Regions from separate parts of the Mus musculus genome. Here region 1 is linked to region 2. Evidence: chromatin loops called from intact Hi-C (ENCODE). Cell type or tissue: heart. All regions are shown on one strand.

Region 1 (5,000 bases), 230 kb after region 2:
AGGGTCCTCCTCTCTCAGCTTCCCAGTTCATTCTTCTGAGCCAGGGTCTCTCTGAGCCTAAAGCTTGTTAGAAGCCAGCAGGAATCCAGTGATCATCTCATTTCTGCATCCATGCCCAGACCTCAGAGCTGGGGAGTCCCTTTGCCCCCCCCCAACCCCAGCTGGAGTGCAGGCCCCACGGGACAGTGCCCCATAGCATAGTGTCACTATTGGGCACCCTCCAGCTGGCAGAGACCTTCAAGTGCCTCTGCTCTCACATCCCCAGAGCTTCTTGGCAGTGTGGCACACCCAGCACTTATATCACAGGAAGACACCCAAGAAAGATGGCGCTTCAAGCACTTACCCTCAGGCAGCCTGATGGCAAGGAGCAGGGTCATGGAAAACGCAAAAACCACAGCATTCAGGTGCACACTGAGACGTGGGTGGTGGGAAACGAGTGAAGCCATGATTAGTGAAGTAACTCAGCCCGGATGCTGGCGCTGTCTCAGCTCTCAGCCTGGTCATACACTCCTGTCTGCTGTCTTCAGAGGCCTCAGCAGAATACCTGTCAATTGGGTCAAGGCAATAGAGTGATTTTTGCTGTCCCTCCTACCCATGGGAAGTGACCAAGGAGTCACAGCAAAGTTTTCTGGCCTGACACAGTATGTCTTCCTTCTTGTTTTCTTGCTACTGTCCCCACAAGGCCACACTGCCCACCCCACCCCCAAGCCCAGCACAAGCTGCTCCATTGAGGAGCGAGGAAAAAATGCAATTCCACAGCGGTCCATGATGAAGCATCTTCCCTCTGACTGAGTAGATGGGCATATAAATATTCCCCGTCTCCGCGGCTCTTTATTTCCCTTGTAAGCAGTTGTCCCATTTCTCCATCTGATGGATTCCCTGTCGCAGCCAGGGTGGGCGTGCCCTGGCTGTCTTGGTCCTCTGTTTCCTTCCACCTACCTATGCCGCCATGGGCCTCCATCCCAGTGCTCATGGGCCAAGATGCAGGCGTTGAAGGCTCATCCGACACAGACCCTTTAAATCAGGAGCAACAGCCCCTGGCTGAGAGAGCCAGGTGAGGGAAGCCAGTCTCTGCAGACTCGGCGTGAACAGGCTCACCCAGACACTTCACGGGGTACGTGGGGCTGTGGCTAGCTGCTCTCTCATTAGCCTACCTTGCTTCCTGATGGAACAGACAGCCTCCATTTTCAGAGGACTTAGAAGCTGAAGAAGGAGAGTCTCATTAGCAGAGGGACCATCTAATATTAATCACCCCTTAAAATTGACAAGGGAGGCAGCTCATTTAACCACTTAATTGCTACAGGTTTTTATGGGCTGCTGTTTGCAGACATATTTAATGAAGAAGTTATAAATCTAAGAGAGCTTAAAATTTTAATTTTATCCCTAAATATTATCCTTGTTCTCGAGTTTGTAGTCAGGCCTCAGGAGTGTAGTCACGTGAGATACTCTTTAAATGAACATATTTGCTAACTGGCGTGATTTCAGTTTTTAAAACATTGGTTCCAGCAATTAGGCTTTTTTTTTTCCAGTTCCCAAATGACTAGAGGAATTCGTCTTGATTATAATTGCTCTTAGCCACGCATATCTAATTTGTGTCTTTTTAAGTGTTAATTAGTAAACAGTTCGAGCTGACATCTTTATGTGTTTGTGTGTTGAAAAATGGGGCTTATTGCTTATTTAGCTTGGGGCTGATCCCGATAGCATTTACGTCACTACTCAGAGGTGAAATTAATGGAACCACATTTGGCAGCGTGAGGTTAAAAGAATTTTCAAATTCAACTTTTAGATGTCCACTTTGTTAGGGCCTCTTCAAATGCACGAGGTTAGGGTGGGCTGGGGAGCCTGGTCTGCTGGAGGAAGGCCAGGTAGGGTTGCATTCATAATGAAATGGCAGCGTCCCAACTTTATCACAGCAGAGTGCTCGGATCCAGCCCAGTGGTTCCTTCCTTTCTGCTTTTGGAAAGCATTCCTAGTGCTTAGGAATGTGAACTGATTTGATGATGGTTGAGTTGCAGCCACAGAAATATGTGGTCCCTTTGCACCATCTACTGGTCATGTCTTGAACTGCACTGGATTACATGGCTGCCTCTGCTAGGTGTTCTTCACCCTGTGTTCTTTGAACAGCTTTATTATCGGCCAGGAAGGCAAAATATTTGGAAAAGCAAATATTCCTACCTCGTGAACCAAGTGTGATTGATCCAGTAGACTGCTATAAGCTCCTGTATATTCTTCCAAGGTCCCAGCTGCCATCTAAATTTTTACAGAGATCACACTGGCTTGAGACCATTCCTATGCAAAACAAAGAAACTCCAAAAGACAGTGCATGGTGAGGCAGGGGTGTGGCAGTCAGCAGACCGCCAGTTTATCCTGTGCCTCGCTGTACCGTCAGCACACGTGCAGTGGCTGCAGCTACAAAGAAACTTTTAAATTTGTTAAAGAACTTAGTAGGTGGCTTGGATGGGATTTTTTTTTAAGATTTATTTATTATTATATCTAAGTACCCTGTAGTTGTCTTCAGACACACCAGAAGAGGGTGTCAGATCTCATTACAGATGGTTGTGAACCACCATGTGGTTGCTGGGATTTGAACTCAGGACCTTTGGAAGAGCAGTCGGTGCTGTTAACCACTGAGCCATCTCTCCAGCCCTTGGATGGCATTTCTAAAGGCCTAAAAGATGCCTTCCAAAGTGTGAGGGCGGTTGGTTCACTGCCACATTCTGCTAACCACAGGCATGCACCCACGAGTCATGCCGCAGACCAGCGTTAATCCTCCTCTCCCACTGAAGAGGACCTCTCTGGTATGGCACCATTTGAAGCAGACTCAGGACTCCTCCCAGTTGGAGATCATTGTGGGGATTGGGGGTCTTCCTTGATTTTCTCTGTGCCTCACTTTGTGAGGCAGCATCTTGCACTGAGCCTGGAACTCACTGACTGAGCTAGGCTAGGCTTTGCCAGTGTGCTCCAGGATCTCTCGCCCACCACTGGGCTTACCCACCACTGGGCTCACACTGGCCTTTCCATGGGCGCTTGTGATCTGAACCCGGCTACTCATGCTTGCATGGCGGACACTTTTCCAACAGAGCTATCTCCTCCTGTCCAGGCATCAACTTTTCAATACTTGGTGTTTTCCCGACAGACCCATGCACACGCATGAAAATACAAACTCAGAAACATGTGAAGTACAGAGTGAATCTCCCCTGCTGCCCACCTCAGACACGCACATCTAACCAGTGTTACACCAGCAAGCTGCCTACTTCAGACACACACATCTAACCAGTGTTACACCAGCAAGCTGCCTACCTCAGACATGCACATCTAACCAGTTTACACCAGCAAGCTGCCCACCTCAGACACGCACATCTAACCAGTGTTACACCAGCAAGCTGCCCACCTCAGACACGCACATCTAACCAGTGTTAGTTACACCAGCAAGCTTCCCACCTCAGACATGCACATCTAACCAGTGTTATACCAGCAAGCTACCCACCTCAGACACACACATCTAATCAGTGTTACACCAGCAAGCTGCCTACCGCAGTCATAGCTCTGAAACCTGCTCCCCACTCCTGCACACTCTAAGTCCTTCCTCCTAATGCCCTCCCTTCATCAAAGAGGCTTTTTTTTTTTTTTTTGCTGCTAGCAGATGGAGACTGTATCAGAAGCCACAACTGGCCAAAATGCAGTCTGCAGCCCATTCCTTCTGCTGGCCGAATTCCCTGCCTTTAAAAAAACAAAACACTTTTTCAAGAGTTTTATATACTGTATTTCTATCACTACACTTCCACTCCCTTTCAACTTCATGACCTCTTCAATTACACACACACACACACACCTGAGTCCATCGAGAATTGCTGGTTTGGCTTGTGTTTAGGGATGACCACACGGATTGGCTGACCACATAGGATTATAACCCACCAGGGGCTCGACTTATAGAAGTCTGGCACTCCATCTCTCAGCAATCACTAGTCACTGATAGCTCTTCCTCTAGTGTTGGAACCGTGTGAGGTTTTCCCTGTCAGCTAGTGGCATCACTGGGCAGGTCTTGTCCAAGCAGCCACATTGTTGAGATTTAACAGGTACAACTATCTTGTAGCTGGCATCCAGGCTCTCTGCCTTTGACAGGCTCCCCCCTCCAAACCTCCCCATGCCGTCTGCAGTGTTCCTCGAATCTTTAGGGTACAGTTTCTATATGTTTATCAGCTGGGCCTGGGCACCCCACAGTCAGACGGCCTCTGCATTTTGGCCAGTTGTGGCTTCCGTAACGGTCTTGTCTTCTGTGAAAAGAAGCTTTGTGGATGAAGAGTGAGAGCCACGCTTCTCTGTGGGCCTGAGGGGAAGGATTTAGAACGCTGTTGGAAATTATTGTCACTGGCAACAGTTCGTTCCTTTCTAGGGCCCATGGCCTCACCAACCACAGGCATGAGTTTCCTCATACTGAGCAGGCCTTAAGTGACGAGGAGGTTTGGTCACCTCTAAGGTGCAGGTGCCACTGCTGCCCACGGGTGCATCTTGCCATGCTGTCCCCAGTGGTGCTTCCCAGGCCTCACGGCTGAGTGGGACTTTGACTGCTTCTCCCTGGCAGCGCACACTGGCAGCCCATGTTAGCACTTCTGTCTGAGGGCTGATCCTCAGAGAGAGGCTTCCACTCAGCTCTCGCTGGACTCCTCCAAGTCTTCCAGCAACAGCAGTAAGCTGTGTAGCAGTCCCCTCTGACCAACAGCTCAGTGAGTCCGCATGCTTGGCACTGGGGGGGGGGGTTAGTCTGTGGCTTTGTGGGGTGTACCCTCACTCCACATGCCATGCCCTTGATGTATGTACTTAGCCAGTCACCTGCTGAGTGAATTTGGGCTCATCCCCAGTGACCCTCTCTCAGTGTGTGTGACTTGATTTGCTGTGTGTGTGGCTTTGCTCCCCTGGGTATGGCTTTCTTTAGAAGGGGAAATACTAGTTTGCTTTCCGAGTGGAGATGAGCCCACTTAAGCCCCAACCAAAGGAGCACA
Region 2 (5,000 bases):
CAGCATGAAGGAAGGCTGAGGCGTGAAGCCAAAAAGTGATGAGAAGTCTCTAGGAACAGACTTCCACAAAGGGACACAAGCAAGGGAAACTACCGACATGGTGGCCTAGGCCACTTGACGTCTCCTTATTGTGGGAAGGTCCCACAGGTTCAGGCTAGGAAAGAACATGAGGGTGTTGACCTAGGGTGGCCCAGAACCAGGGCGCAGAGCCATGTGACGATCACGGTAGGCTCTGGAACATGAGTCCCGGACATGAAGGAGAAACCTCGGCTACTCAAGAATATAGGAAAGGAAGTGTGGGAGGGGTCCTGAGAGCAGACAAATACTGCAGTTTTCTCTGGTGCTAGGCACCCTGCACATAGAAGACACTGGGGCCCCGTGCACAGTCACCTGATCAGCAGGCAGCAGGGTCAAGATACCACCCAGGGGGACGCAGATCGGGTGTACTTCTCAGGTCAGCCTGCAGACTGTGCTTGATATTCTTTTCCAGCCAGAAAAGACGGCAGACAGGAAGAGAGGCAGCAAGTGACCCTTGTCCAAGAAGTCCCAAGCAGGGGCGGACCAAAGTGAGCGCTATTGATCCAGAAAGAAGGAACAGTATCCCCATCCCTGGCTCTGCCCAAGACAGGGCGATGCGCCAGACCCAGACCGGAAGCATTGTCAACAGCAGCCAAGTGGGGCAGCTACCTGTCAATCAGAGCGTGGGGGCGGGAGTGGGCAGCGAGAGGAGGGAGAGGCTAAACTGGGGACGAAGGGAAATTGTAAAAGAAAGAAAAAAATAAAAAAGGTCATTTTCAGAATTAGATTTTCTCAAGAGTAGTAATGAGTTCTTCAGCCCTGGAGATAACCAAGTTAAAGCTGGTGGATTTGGTGTGTGGAGGTGTGGGATTGGGGAGGCTGGTGCACTAGAGACTCCAATCTAGGCCCCGGTGGCCTTCCTTCCAACCTTGAAAGCATCATCACGTAATGTTTCTATCCCTAGGAGTGATTCTCTCCCCTGTGTAAGTCCAGGCCCAAATCAAACCTCACCTCTGGGAGGTGCCCCTCTGAGGCGGTTCAGTCTGCTACTCTCATGGCTTCTCCCTGCTTTATGTGTGGCTAACTGGACATTCTGTCCACTCATTAGAGTTATTGTCACATGACGTGCTCACATGACTCCATCAGAAAGAACCCCGCTATCACTGACCCATGCACCCCAAGGCCTGGCACTGGGTCCCAAGTGCACTGAGCTAGCTGCGTGGTTCTGTCTCTCACCTGGGTGGATCAGTTGTCCTCATCAAGAGGAAGTGACCTGTTTAAGGTTACACAGCTGGGCCCAGGAGAGAGGTGGGATCCAAAGCCTGCCTGGAGGGTACACAGTCCGGGTGTCTCGGGGCATTCACAGTTAGACCACAGCACCGACCCTGTGTACAGTCCTCTCGAGGAGTGGCTGGCCTTAATTGCTCGTCTTCCCTCTTTGTTTCTGCCCTTGCTGTCCTCACCCTGTGCAGCCTCGGGCCTCTTCCGTCCCCCTCTCCTTTGCCCTGTTTGTCTCTCATTCCTCTCCCACCCCATGTTTTCCTCCGTGTCTCCTGCCCCCACTGTTTCTCTTCCCCAGTCTTTCCACTCTGCCTTCTTTGTATTTCTCTTCCCTTTCCCACCAGCTCCCGCCGCCCGCCTGGACCCCACAGAGCCATGTCTCTGCTTCCCCTTGTCCTCTGGAGGCGCACATCACCAAAGCATCCTTTGTCTTTCCAGCTTACTGGGCCTCTCCCCCTTTCCTCCATTTATGAGCTGGTGTGTTAGTGGACAGGGTATAAGGTGGAAGTCACTCACTAGTGACCCATCCTCACGATCACCTCATTATTTATCACCAGGGACACCGGTGTTTCCATAAATTACCCCGACCTGGAGCTGCCCGCGCCAGAATCGATAGTGCCGCTTGCCTAATACCCAATCATTAATAACCATGGGGGGAAGGGTGGCTAGACATAGCCAGACATGCCACTCTGGGCCCTCGCCTGGCAGGGGGAGGGAGAAAGCTGGAAGGGAACTGTGATCTGCCTGCACAGGATAAGAGATGGGACCAAGAGAAGGAGCTAGTGGCATCCCCAGGTCTTCCCAAAGCCTGGGACACCGAATCTAAGACCTAGTCCCCTGGGGGGACAGGCAGAACTCTGTCTTGGGCACCACTAAGTGAAGATAGAACACACTGACATCAGCTCTGAGGGACTAGAGGACCCAGGACCCTAGTGATAAGAGTGACTTTTCTCAGTGAGGAGCTGGGGTGGTCCCTGCTGCATGCCATCTAAAGGCTGTCAGCCTACTATGTGTACTCAGAGTGCCCGCTGCATGCCATCTGAAGGCTGTCAGCCTACTATGTGTACTCAGAGTGCCTTAGGTGAAGCTCTGTTGCCACAGTCTCCATGGCTGGAGGAAGGAGGCTCAGAGAAAGACGTAGGGGAGGTTGAAACGCAGCATCTGAAGTGGGGTGCAACCAGTGAGGCCCCAGCTCCAGGCTCTGAGGGTCAGAATTAGAACAGCTATGTATGGAGGAGAAGGTCCTAGGCAGGGGGAAAGAGAGCCCCAAGAGTCCCTGGCCTTGATGTTAACACAGCCTCAAGCTGTCCTCTCCTCTCTCACAGAACCACTTACCCTACAGGTGCACATCAGAACCACAATGCTTTTACATACAAACACTGTCTCCCCTGAACGTTCTTAGATCATATAGTTATACAGATTCAGAGACACAAAGACAGACCACCATTAAAAACACCCATGGGGGCACAGACGCTACATACAGAAAACTAAGCATGCATGCATACCTATGCACACAGACCCCTGCAGAATCTACTATCTATAGTTACACGCTCCCTCACATACCTCCCAACTCATGCACTCTTTTGTGCACCCAGCATGCACACTGCACAGCAGCCTCAGAAGGCATCTTGCAGGAGCTGGCTGCCCTGTGCCTCCCAGAGCCCAGGTGGTGCCAACACTGCCACCTTGTGGCCATAAGTGCACAGTGCACCAGCTACAAGCCTGAACCACCAGGTTGGTGGTGGTGGTGGAGGAGGAGGGGGAAGAGACTGGTAAGAGGCAGCACCCAGGCCTCTCCCCATGTACTTGGCCTCTGCTCTCTATCTAGAGGAACCCAGCTGTTGCTGGGCCATTTCAAAGTGAGACTGGGTATAGCCTTGGAGCCACAGTGACTAGGGTGTACACCCAGCCTCAACCCGCCTTGGTCCGTGTTTCTGCTCCCAGTGATTAGTGCCAAGTGGAAGGTGGGTGACCCCCACCCCACCCCCATGCTAGCCTAGACTATGCTAAGGCATTTAAAGCCTCAAATTCACTCTGAACCTCACTATTCATTTACTCATTATATTGACAGGTGAGGCAGTCTGTGCTCAGGTACAGTGCTGGGATAATGCCACAATGAGCACTGCAGATAGGTCCCTGTCCTAAAATGCCACCGCTCAATGGAAGGGATGGAACCTCGGGTCTGTAGTAGTCAACCCTCAGAAATTGCCTACAGCATAACTTCAGAACTTGAGTGCTGGCAATTTCCTGATTTACCCTAATGATAAGTATGTCATGTGTCCTAAGAAAGGCCAGTGGAGCCTCGCTCGAGGAGGGATTCACCATAGAAGGCTTCCTGGAGAGGGTGTCTGAGTAGCACATGCAAAGGCGCTGAGGTGAGAAAAGGTTTGCATGTGAAGATCAAAGTGTGCCTAGAGCCAAGAACCAACCAGCAGAGGGTATGCGAAGATGAAAGGATGGGGGACCTGGACCATGCAGGCTGGGCCTGAAACACCAAATTGGGAGCTTTGAAAAGCCCAGGCCAAGTGCACAGTGGCAGAGTCACATGACTTCAGGCTCACAGTAACGGCAGTTACTGAGAAATGATTGCTCACCAATGATTCCCAGGGTCCCTGTGCTCCAGGCTGGTGACCCGTGCACAATAGCTGGGGACAACTTCACCATGAGAGATCAGTTTTATGGAGTACTATGCAGCCACTAAAACCAACAGTAGTACTGTTCATTTATTGATGTGGAATTATGGATAAGCTTTGTTAAACAAAGACCCCAAGGCAGTGTTCATGAGCCTGGCACTTATAAGCTCAGCTACTGGGAAACTGCAGCAGGAGATCTTTTGAGCACAGGGGTTCAAGGTTATCTGGCACAACACAGCAAGGTCTCAGATCCTAAGATAAAACAACTCCCCTTCTAACTATAGAACTCATAGATTCTCATTCTGTAATATATACTTCCCCCTACACCTTTTTCCTTTCCTTCTTGCTCTGTGCATGGTGTCCATGTGAATGTGGGTGTGCACACATGTGTGTAAGTCAGATGTTTAGAAGTTGGTTCCCTTACAAAGTTGAAACAGGTTCTCCCACTTCTGCTGTACTGAGTGATCCAGGCTCATATAGTTATACAGACTCAGAGACACAAAGACAGACCACCATTAAAAACACCCGTGGGGGCACAGATGCTATATACAGAAAACTGAGCATGCATGCGTACCTATGCACACAGACCCCTCCAGAATCTATCTATAGTTACACACGCCCTCACATACCTCCCAATCCATGCACTCTTTTGTGCACCCAGCGTGCACACTACACAGCAGCCTCTGAAGGCATCTTGCAGAAGCTGGCTGGCCTTAGAATTTCTGGCTGATTCTTTTGCCTGCACTTTCTATCCCACCATAGACATTCTGGGATTGCAGATGCCTACCAGATTATCCAGATTTTCCCATGAGTTCTGGGGTTGAACTTGGGGCTCAGGGTTAGCAGCCTGAGGCCATATTCTCAACCATACCATATTTCCTTGATCCTAATAGGTGTGTGTGTTTTAGGATGCACACTGTACATGGACATAGATGTTTAATACACCTTGGAACTTGGCAGTTAACCCTGGGGTTCACCTTGCAATCCATTACTCTAGAATCAAGGGGAAAAGCCTCATGTACATACTACATTCAAGCCTATGAAAATTTCCAGGAAGACATAAGCCAC

The links. A loop is a pair of places that touch in the nucleus more often than their neighbours do. Peaks named below come from ENCODE experiments on the same cell type or tissue, not always from the same donor. Only the 100,000 strongest peaks of a DNase experiment are listed, where the experiment ranks them.
Region 1: a loop joins it to region 2, with 3 times the contacts of the local background. A loop is called at or near these places in 19 of 42 quality-filtered maps.

What each region holds. Positions count from the first base shown.
Region 1 is chr2:33,743,660-33,748,659 of GRCm38, reverse strand. The region is part of intron 9 of Mvb12b (multivesicular body subunit 12B); the gene reads left to right. It overlaps Gm52507 (a long non-coding RNA gene), which reads right to left. Exons shown (of 4, transcript XR_003953788.1): 1 at 2,176-5,000; 2 at 344-544. Among named protein-coding and RNA genes, the nearest start is that of Gm52507, 13 kb to the right of the region's middle. In heart, a CTCF peak has its summit at 2,055 (motif pointing left); a DNase peak (open chromatin) is centred at 1,899.
Region 2 is chr2:33,971,580-33,976,579 of GRCm38, reverse strand. The region is part of intron 3 of Gm13404 (a long non-coding RNA gene); the gene reads right to left. Among named protein-coding and RNA genes, the nearest start is that of Gm39793, 12 kb to the right of the region's middle. In heart, no CTCF peak of the experiment used is centred here; DNase peaks (open chromatin) are centred at 639 and 2,989; H3K27me3 peaks cover 992 bases.